Linked DNA regions of Homo sapiens: region 1 is linked to region 2. Evidence: read pairs that join two places in POLR2A ChIA-PET (ENCODE). Cell type or tissue: OCI-LY7. All regions are shown on one strand. Links, peaks and the distances in the headings refer to the core of each region. The heading gives the core; the rest is flanking DNA. Region 1 has its middle 100 kb from the start of AP1S3. Region 2 overlaps AP1S3 (adaptor related protein complex 1 subunit sigma 3).

What was found. Peaks named below come from ENCODE experiments on the same cell type or tissue, not always from the same donor. Only the 100,000 strongest peaks of a DNase experiment are listed, where the experiment ranks them.
Region 1: POLR2A ChIA-PET joins it to region 2 with 6 read pairs; 7 of 35 experiments call an interaction of 5 or more read pairs at or near these places.

What each region holds. Positions count from the first base shown.
Region 1 is chr2:223,730,384-223,735,765 of GRCh38, forward strand. No RefSeq gene overlaps it. Among named protein-coding and RNA genes, the nearest start is that of AP1S3, 100 kb to the right of the region's middle. In OCI-LY7, for the core only: no CTCF peak of the experiment used is centred there; no DNase peak of the experiment used is centred there.
Region 2 is chr2:223,784,289-223,789,670 of GRCh38, forward strand. The region is part of intron 1 of AP1S3 (adaptor related protein complex 1 subunit sigma 3); the gene reads right to left. Among named protein-coding and RNA genes, the nearest start is that of AP1S3, 51 kb to the right of the region's middle. In OCI-LY7, for the core only: no CTCF peak of the experiment used is centred there; DNase peaks (open chromatin) are centred at 2,853 and 3,243; H3K27ac peaks cover 883 bases.

The sequences.
Region 1 (5,382 bases), core at 100-5,099, 54 kb before region 2:
CCTGCATCTTACAAGTCTTCCAAAAGGACCTTGAGGTCCTTTTGGAAAAAGGCTTAGAGGAATACTTAGAGTATATACTTGTAACTGTGTGATGTGTGTGTGTGTGTGTTCAAATCAAACAATAATTCTATCTTATGAGAATCTACTATATATGGGGCATTGAGTAAAAAAAGAAAAGATCATGAGACAAGGAAGCTGCCCTCGAGTGATTTTTTGCTGGGAGTGATTGACAAGTAGAAGTAAGTGCAGACAGATAAATTGTAACACAATCATCAAGTGGCGTAATACAGTACAAAATTAAGTGGCAAGGAGCATTTTATATAGGAATGGCACAGGCCGGGCACAGTGGCTTAGGCCTGTAATCCCAGCACTATGGGAGGCTGAGGAGGTCGGATCACCTGAGGTCAGGAGTTCGAGACTAGCCTGACCAACATGGAGAAACCCTGTCTCTACTAAAAATATAAAAACTTAGCTGAGCATGGTGGCACATGCCTGTAATCCCAGCTACTCGGGAGGCTGAGGCAGGAGAATCTCTTGAACATGGGAGGCAGAGGTTGCGGTGAGCCACGATCGCACCATTGTACTCCCGCCTGGGCGACAAGAGCGAAACTCCGTCTCGGGAAAAAAAAAAAAAAAGAGTGGCACAGATTACATCTTAACACCATGAGTTTGAGCCTTCTCCCAAAGTTGGACAAAAGCTTTAAACTCCTCAAAGGCAGCCCAGTCTTGCTTTTACTACTTTGCCCTTTAGAATAGGGACTGACTTCAGTACCGACCTCAGACGAGAAGTTCACTGTCTGGTGATCTCATTACTGTCACAGATGCTGTTTCCACTCTTCTAATGAGGCTTCATTTAAACAAGAAATGGGCCTTCATTTGTTTAATGAGGCCCATTTAAACAAGAAGAAGGAGAAGGAAGAGAGGAAGAGGAAAGAAAAGAAGAAAGAAAATAAAGAGAAGGCTGAAAACAACAACAACAAAAAAACTCTGCTTTAAATGTCCTCTGCACTGGGAGTCACAAGTGAGGGTGTTTTTTAACCTTAGGTAAAGATACCTTTAATAAAAGGTTCCTTGTTCCTGGTTCACCCAGATAAAAGCAGATCAAAAAAGCCAGTACAAGAGGGACAGGCCAAAATGAAAGCTTGTTAGAAAATATGAGATAAATTTTTGGCCATGTCTTCTATAAATTGCCTGGGGCTCTCGACACTATATTTAGCCTCCTGAATTCAAGTCTATGCCCTAAATACAGTAACTAAGAGGAGGAGCCTGATGTAACTGACATACAGGCTGCTGAGTATCTTTGAAGGGTATAATTCACACATCAATACCAGTCATTCCCATTTTTCTGCGTCACTCACTCTCCAGGGACAATTTTAAATCATCTGTGGGTAGACAGTTCAGCCAACTAAAATTTAAAATGTTCATAAAATAGCTCCTGTACAAATAAAACCAATGCCCATAAGGACATCTTATTCTCCTTTTTGGGCCTCTTTCTCTCTATTTGCTTCCTCCTTTAGCACATAGTAATAGTCATTCATCCCAGAATGGGCTCACCAGATCCTGATTACGTACTCATACCTTCAGAAAATGTTTAGTGACCATTGCCATGCACCAGGCCTTTATGCCAAGCTCTAGGGATACAATGATAATCAACATAGAGCTCCTGATCTCAAGAAAATCATAGTCTAGAGGAGAATACAGATAAATAAGCAGTCAATATTAAAGAGCTGAGATAGGAAAGCACTAGAATAGTAGGGAAGCACCTAACCATTAAGTGCTGGTAGGCAGGTGTATTAGTCTGTTCTCACGCTGCTAATTAAGACATATCAAAGACTGGGTAATTTATAAAGGAAAGAGGTTTAATGGACTCACAGTTCCACATGGCTGTGGAACTTCTGCCACGTCTCACAATCATGGCAGAAGGCAAATGAGGAGCAAAATCACATCCTCAATCACATCATGGCAGCAGACAAGACAGCCTGTGCAGGGGAACTGCCCTTTATAAAACCATCAGATCTCCTGAGACTTATTCACTATCATGAGAACAGCACAGGAAAGACCCGCCCCCAAGATTCTATTACCTCCCACCGGGTCCCTCCCATGACATGTGGAGATCAGGGGAGCTACAATGCAAGATGAGACTTGGATGGGGACAGAGCCAAACCATATCAGCAGGAATCAGGGAAGGCCTCCTGAAGATAAAAAGAATTTAATGTCAGCGTTTTATTCAACAAATATTTCCTGAGCACCTACTTTGCATAAGCACTGTTACAGACCCTAAGGAGACAGTAATGAATAAGACAAGATCCCTGCCCTAGAAGAGCTTATTGAAAGAGACTGACAAAAAAGGAACAATAATTATATAATATAGCTTTAGGTAGTGATAACTGCCAAAAGCAACTAAAGCAAAGCAAGAAAGTAAAGAAAGATAAAGAACATAAAATAAAATACAGTGCATTTTATTTAAAAGTTTAAAACTAAAGAAATAGAAAATGATGAAACAGTCAGGAACAGTCACTTTCAGTGGGAGGCATTCAAGCATAAAATGGAGTCAAACAAGGAAGTCAACCATTGGCTCTTTTTCTTTTAATTTTTAGAAATGGGATCTTGCTATGTTGCCCAGCCTGGTCTCAAACTCCTGGGCTCAAGAAATCTTCCCACCTCAGCCTCCCAAAGTGCTAGGATTATAGGCGTGAACCAGCAAGCCTGGCCAATCATTAGCTCTTTATTGCCAAATGGTGTCTGTAACAAGCCATCCAGAAGCCTCTGTGAGGTACAACACTGAGCTCGTACTGCCCACACGTTTAGGGAGCTTGGCTGGGTGGCTCTGCTGATCTTGGCTGATCTTGGCTGGGCTCACACACAAGTTATTGACGGAAACCAATGAAGCTAGAGCAAGACCGACACAGGGGAGAACAACTTGAGGCTAGAGAGGGTGGCAGGAGCTAGATTAACATAGGGAATGGTAAAGAATTGGAATGTGAGTTAAGGTGTGATGGGAAGCTTTTGGAGATTTTTGAGAAAGGAAGAGGCATGATGTGATTATTGTTTGAAAAAGATCACCTTTTTAACAACAGGATAGGTCATAGTCAAGAGTGGAAGTGACGAGCTAAGGGACCTTTATTATTACAAAGGCAATATTTTGGCAATAAATGTTGGTGGCTTAGACTAGAGTAGCAAAGGCAGAGGTGACGGAAATGTCAGTTTTTTATTTTTTATTTTTATTTTTTTTGAGATGGAGTCTTGCTCTGTCACTCAGGCAGGAGTGCAATGGCACGATCTTGGCTCACTGCAACCTCTGCTTCCTGGGTTCAAGCAATTCTCCTGTCTCAGCGTCCTGAGTAGCTGGGACTACAGGTGCCCACCACTATGTCTGGCTAATTTTTATATTTTTAGTAGAGACAGGATTTCACCATATTGGTCAGGCTGGTCTCAAACTCCTGACCTCAGGTGATCCACCCGTCTCAGTTTCCCAAAGTGCTGGAATTACAGGCTTGAGCCACTGGGCCCAGCCAGAAATAGTCAGATTTTTAAAAAATAGTTTGAAGATACATCCAGCAGATCCTAAAGGTGGACTGCAGGTGGGTCAGTAAGGGAGAGGATAATCCAGCCCCAGAAGTGGATTCTGTAGGCTGGACTTGCCAGGCACCCCTACAACAACATATAGTAGATTTCCTTGGTTGCCACCAGAGAGTTGCCCAGAGAAGTGACATTGCCCTGTTCTGCCACTCTGACAGCTGTCACCAGCAGATTCAATATAAGATGGCCTATTCTTCACCCCTGGCTGCCAGTGGGGCCCAAAAAGATGTGAGCAGGCTCAAGGGTTGGCAGTCTTGGGCTTGAATCCAGTCCCTCCCAGCTACCAGCAGTGTGGGCTTTGCAAAGCTTCACCTCACTGAGTCCCAGCCTCCTCTTTAAAGTAGGAGTAATACAATCTACAATACAATAAAGTAGGGGTAATACAATCTACTTCGCAGGTCCATTGCGAGGACTAAGTTGAAAAACTCTATAGACAAGCACCTACCAGGATGCCTATACTCTCCCACATTGGATACCACCATTAAGTGAATGAAGGCAGCCATCTCCAGGAATCAGTAGTTCTGTGAGCTGTTTAATAAGTACTTGCTGGAAAAATATTTCTGGCACTCAAATACAATTATGAAATGCCAAGTTCAAAGGTCTCTTTACAATAGGAGTTTCCAGAATCTGCAATGGGCTAAAGATGTGCTGTGATTCTCCATGAGAAAGAAGAAAGTATGCAAATTTGCTGAATGTTTCTCAGGTATTTTCATAGGACCCTTATTTTCTTAAATATCTCCTGAGATGACTTGGACATTTCACATCTTGGAAAATAGTGGTGTTAAAGCTTTGTGGGTTTTTTTTTTTTTAAGACAGGGTCTCACTCTGTCATCCAGGCTGGAGTGCAGTAGCATGATCTTGGCTCACTGCAATCTCCACCTCCTGGGTTCAAGTGATTCTCCTGCCTCAGCCTCCCAAGTATCTGGGATTACAGGTGCCCATCACCATGTTCAGCTAATTTTTTGTATTTTTAGTAGAGACAGGGTTTCACCATGTTGGCCAGGCTAGTCTTGAACTCTTGACCTCAAGTGATCTGCCTGCCTCAGCCTCCCAAAGTGCTGGGATTATAGGCATGAGCCACCACTCCCGGTCAGTATAAAAGCTTTGTATTTCAAGCCCCAAGTGTTTAGCAGAAATAGCCATTGGGCCACTTGCCCTCTCTGAAGGGAAGTGCATGTAACAGGATCCAGTCCCCACCTTCAGAGCTGCCAGGAGTGGCAGTTCAGAAAAGTGGAATCTGAGGCCAAGTCTAAGGGGTCAAATTTCAGGCAAAAATGCTTGAGCAACATGGAACTGAGAAAAGAAGGCAAGCAGGGAGTCTGGCGTTGGAGGCCAGAGAGCAGAGGTGGGAAACCAGAATCCCAAATGTAGAAACAGCACAACAAAAGAGAAGAGGGAGAATGGAAAGGATGGTTGAACAGAGGCCAATAAAAAAGGAAGGAAGTTCAATCTTAGTTCAAAGCAAATATTGTGACTGTGGGAACGTGGCCCTCTTCCTCCTATCCTTGGCGTGTTCTATCTGGGCTAGGGGCAGGGCCTGAAGAGGCAAGTTCTGATTAGATAATTGAGATGTTTGCATGGACTTGCCAACTGGACAGAAATGGGTTCGTGCCAGGGGTATCTCTTTTGGAGCACCAAACATGTGGAGGCCCCAGGGAGAGGCTAGGGGAGGTAGGATCCAAGCAGGAATGCTCAGAGGCCATTGAAGGACCCCAAAGATGAATAACTTGTTTCTCACTGTTGCGTGAGGTTAGCCCTGCTTGGCCTGAAGCTCTAACCTCTTACTGTAGGTCACGTGTTCAT
Region 2 (5,382 bases), core at 157-5,156:
CCCCCATATTCCCAGTCTCCATCCTCACTCCCTGACTCTGAGGAGAGGATAAAAGCCATGCTGGGGACTCCCTTGGCTCCTCCCAACCTGCATACCTGTGTGCACAGACTTGTCACACCCACCCCCCAACACGATGTATTTTCTTCCTGCATCAGAGAGCACAACACTTCTCATGTGCTGGCTTTCAACCCTCACCTACCTCTTTGAGAGCACGGCATCGTCACTCCCACACTACCAGGCTGTGCCCCCTCTTCTGGGGCTCCTCACCTGCAAATGCTGAATAACCCAAGTCTCTCTCATCTTTAAAAAACAACCACCCACCCCCAGACCTCCAACTCTCCTGAAAAGTGACTCAGCAGTAAGTGTCAAGAGTCCTATAAGTGCCCATATCTTTGGTTTCAGTAATTCTGCTTTTAAAATCTGTCTTTGACCAGGTATAGTGGCTCATGCTTGTAATCACAACACTTTGTGAGTCCGAGGTGGGAAGATCACTTGAGCCCAGGAGTTCAAGACCAGCTTGGGCAACATAGGGAGACTGCATCTCTACCAAAAAATAATAATAATTAAAAAATAAATAAAATATTTCTTAAGAATGTGCCCTAAAATGCAGACAAATATTGAGGCATTAGATGTTTACTACAGTTCTTTATATTAGCATACAAAAACAATAAAACTAACAATGCCTAAAGATCCAATAATAGAGTTTAAATGATATTTACTAAATAGTTTCAACAAAGTAAGAATGCTTATGATACAATGTTGTTTAAAAAAGATGGCCAGGTGCGCTTAGACCTGTAATGCCAGCACTTTGGGAGGCCGAGGCGGGCAGATCACCTGAGGTCAGGAGTTCAAGATCAGCCTGGCCAACATGGCAAATCTCCATCTCTACTAAAAATACAAAAAATTAGCCGGGCGTGGTGGTGGACGCCTGTAATCCCAGCCACTCGGGAGGCTGAGACAGGAGAATTGCTTGAACCCAGGAGGTGGAGGCTGCAGTGAGCCAAGATCACACCATTGCACTCCAGCCTGGGCAATAAGACCGAAACTCCATCTCAAAAAATAAAAACAAAAATAAAAAGATTATATTGTGTGTGTAGTATAAGAAAAATGTAAAACTATTCTTGCAAAAAAAGATTACATGAAAGAAATACACTAAATTGTTATAGTGGTTATCTTACAACAGTGGAATTATAAATGTTATTTTCTTCTTTGTACTTGTCTGGATTTTCCAAAATTCATATGTATGATTCTATAATTAGAAAAAAATGCTTAATAAAAAGAATATCAGTGAGTTCAATAAAAATCCATCAACATTCTATCTGAAGGTCTAATACTAAGTAAATGCCAAAGTTCTTTCAACAAATAAAACTTTAGCTCAAAGAGATGGCACATTACTCAGGTGACCCTGCAGTAATGGCAAAAAGAATGGCAGACTGTGTGGCTGCCAGTGGCTGTGGCAGTGTGTTGGGGAGGGATGAATAGGTGGAGGACAGAGGATTTTAGGGGAGTGCAAATAGTCAGTATGATACTATAATGGTGGATCCGTGTCATTATAAATTTGTCCAAACTGATAGAATGTCCAACACCAACAATGAATTCTACATGTAACAAACTCACACCTGTACTCCCTGAATCTAAAATATAGTTGAAATTACAAAACAAAAAATAAATTAATTACAGAGAGGAGTCAGTATAGGCTCATCAGTTGCAGCAGGTGTACTACTCTGGTAGGGGACGTTGATAATGGGAGAGACTCTACATGTGTTGGGGCAGGAGGTATATGAGAGATCTCATACCTTCCACTCAATTTTGTTGTGAACTTAACACTGCTCTAAAAAAATTAAGTCTTAAGAAATGTAAGAACTGTGTAACCGAAGTATCTCCTAGCTACACAACTAAGATGACAATTACATATGCATAGCGAAAACAATCATAGGTAAGGATCATTACAAAATGATCATCGTTGCCTTGTTAAGATGGAGGAGCCCTAATAACTATTTTTCTTTAATTTCAAAGCAATGTCATTTCATTCTGGCAATAAACTGAAGAAAGTGAAAGGGCAAGAAAGTGCGAACCTACAGTTTAGGTTTCATTCACATTAACTAGAGCATTGTTTTTACAGCAGGTGCGATCCAGTGGGTTATAAAACAAACTTAGTAGATCGTAATCAACATAATAAAACAATCCAGGGATGGTGACTCCTGCATGTAACCCCAGCACTTTGGGAAGCTGAGACAGGAAGATTGCTTGAGGCCAGGAATTCAAGACTAGCCTGGGCAACATAGTGAGACCGTGTGTCTCTACAAAAAAAAAGTTATTAAATTAAAAAAAAAAGAAGAAGGAGAAGGTCAGGTGTGGTGGCTCACACTTTGGGAGGCCAAGGTGAGCAGATCGCTTGAGCTCAAGAGTTCAAAACCAGTCTGGGCAACATGGTGAAACCCCATAATCTCTAAAAAAGATACAAAAATTAGCCAGGCATGGTGGCACACAATTGCAGTCCCAACTACTTGGGGGACTAAGGCAGGAGGATCACTTGAACCCAGGAGGTGGAGGCTGCAGTGAGCTGAGATCATGCCACTGCCCTCCAGCCTGGGTGACAAAGTGAGACCCTGTCTCAAAAAAACAAAAAAAAAAGAAGTGATATGGTTTGGATCTGTGTCCCCACTAAACTCGTGTCAAATTGTAATCCCCAGTGTTGGAGATGGGGCCTAGTAGGAGGTGACTGGATCATCAGGGTCTGGAGTTCTCATGAATGAGTTAGCGCCATCTCCTTGATGCTGTTCTCATGAGAGTCAGTGAGTGAGTTATTGTGAGATCTGGTTGTTTAAAACTGTGTGGCAGCTGCCCCCTCTCTCTTCTTCCTGCTTCAGCCATGTGAGGTACTGCTTCCCCTTCGCCTTCAACCATGATTGTAAGTTTCCTGAGGCCTCCCCAGAAGCAGAAGCCACTATGCTTTCTATACAGCCTTCAGAACCATGGGCCAATTAAACCTGTTTTCTTTATAAATTACCCAGTCTCGGGTATTTCTTTACAGCAATGCAAGAATGGATGAATACAAGAAGAAATATTTATAGACATCTGCAACACTCCTGGGTCTCAACCCTTCAGAGTGTGCAAAGCCATATGTCTTCATTTAAGAGAGAAAGGTGTTCTTGAGTTAAGAAGGTTGACAGAAATCTTCAAACAAACTTTGGAAGACAGAGACAGAAATGAGATGAAAGATTTAGCAAAATAGGGGAATTTGTCACTGAAAGGGTGAATTCCCAAGAGAAACCAGATAGGTCTCCCCATAGAATGCCTGAGAGCAATACTTGGGGGCACCATGTCCCTAGAAGACAAGGGATAAGGCAGAGTTCTGAAAGCAGGGAGAGTGGTTGAAAGTCTCCCTATCGAGTAACTGACATGTGCCACATGCAGATTTCTAGAGACTACAGCTAAGTGAAAACGCACATGCATATGCAACACACACACACACACAAACTACACCATACGATAAGTTTCCAATTGCTTCATCCAAGGGTACAGAAATTTAGGAACTCCATGCAGTTGGAGAACCTCTTAGCACAGCTTGCTCCGGCCCCCAGAGTCAGTAACCTCCCAAGCAGGGGCTGCTGACACTGTCCACACAAAGCAGGGTATTACCTAATCTGAGAAGCTCCAATGTAAATGCCACAGTTCTTTTTTTTGGGATGGGGTCTCACTCTGTCATCCAGGCTGGAGCGCAGTGGTGTGATCTCGGCTCGCCCAGGTTCAAGTGATCCTCATGCTGTGCCTCAGCCTCCTGAGTAGCTGGGATTATAGACATGTGCCACCATGCCTGGCTCATTTTTGTATTTTTAGTAGAGATAGAGTTTCACCATGTTGGCCAGGCTGGTCCCAAACTCCTGACCTCAAGTGATCCACCCACCTGGGCTTCCCAAAGTGCTGGGATTACAGGCATGAGCCACTGCGCCAGGCTGGACTGCCACAGTTCTTATATACTTAAGGCTTACATCACCACTCAGAGGACTTACATCATTTTCGCCCTTAAGAAGAGATATTTGGCCGGGCGTGGTGGCTCACGCCTGTAATCCCAGCACTCTGGGAGACCGAGGCGGGCACATCACCTGAGGTCAGGAATTCAAGACCAGTCTGGCCAACATGGTGACACCCTGACTCTACTAAAACTACAAAAATTAGCTGGGGCTGGGCGCGGTGGCTCACGCCTGTAATCCCAGCACTTTGGGAGGCTGAGGTGGGTGGATCACAAGTTCAGGAGATCGAGACCATCCTGGCTAACATGGTGAAACCCTGTCTCTACTAAAAATACAAAAAAAAAAAAAAAAATTAGCTGGGCGTGGTGGCACATGCCTGTAATCCCAGCTACTTGGGAGGCTGAGGCAGGAGAACTGCTTGAACCTGGGAGGCAGAGGTTGCAGTGAGCCAAGATTGTGCCACTGCACTCCAGCCTGGGTGACAGAGCAAGACTCTGTCTAAAAAAAAAAAAAAAAAAAGAAGAAGAAGAAGAAGAGATATTTGCAGATGCCTGCCACCCTCCTGGATCCTAAACCTAATTCAGAGCCTGAAAAGCTATGTATGTAAGGTTTCTGAACTTCCATCTCTAGCTTTGTCATACAGAAAAACCCATCTCTTAATTCAAGAGACTGAATGATTCTTCCCTGAAGACACTAAATGACAGAGAAAAGACCTTTAGGTACTAACAATGAAGCCTCCAGTCAACCTGTCTATGCCCTCAGAACTGCCTGTCAGCATTTTAAGCACCCTGCTTCTAACTATGAGTAGAGGACAAGAGTCCCAGGCATTTGAAAATAGCCTGTGCCAAGAAAGAGACAGAAAAGAACAAATAGGAAAAAAAAAACACTGGATACAGTAACAAATCACAGAGCTGAACAAATTGCTACACACACATACACACATACACACACACAGAGTATACTCAGAGATGGTTAAAAGATGAAGTTCCTATGTCAATAAAACAAATAACAGAGTTTCCTTTTTAAAAAAGAGATAAGAAAAAGTTCTTAAAAGTTAAAAACTATGATAACCAAAATAAAATCAAAGGAATCTCCAATAAACTGGACCCCCCCCAAAAAAATAGATGTAAGCTGGGCGCAGTGGAATGCTTGTAGTCCCAGCTACTCCAGAGGCTGAAGCAGGAGGATCACTTGAGCCCAGGAGTTCAAGGCCAGCCTTATAGCAAGATCCCATCCTTCAAAAATAATTTTTAATAGATGGAAAATTAATGGAAAATATAAAACTATAGAGGGAGTGCTGGGTGTGGTGACTCATGCCTACAATCCTGGCACTTTGGGAGGCCAAGGTGGGTGGATCACTCAAGACCAGGAGTTCAAGGCCAGCCTGGGTCAACATGACAAAACCCTG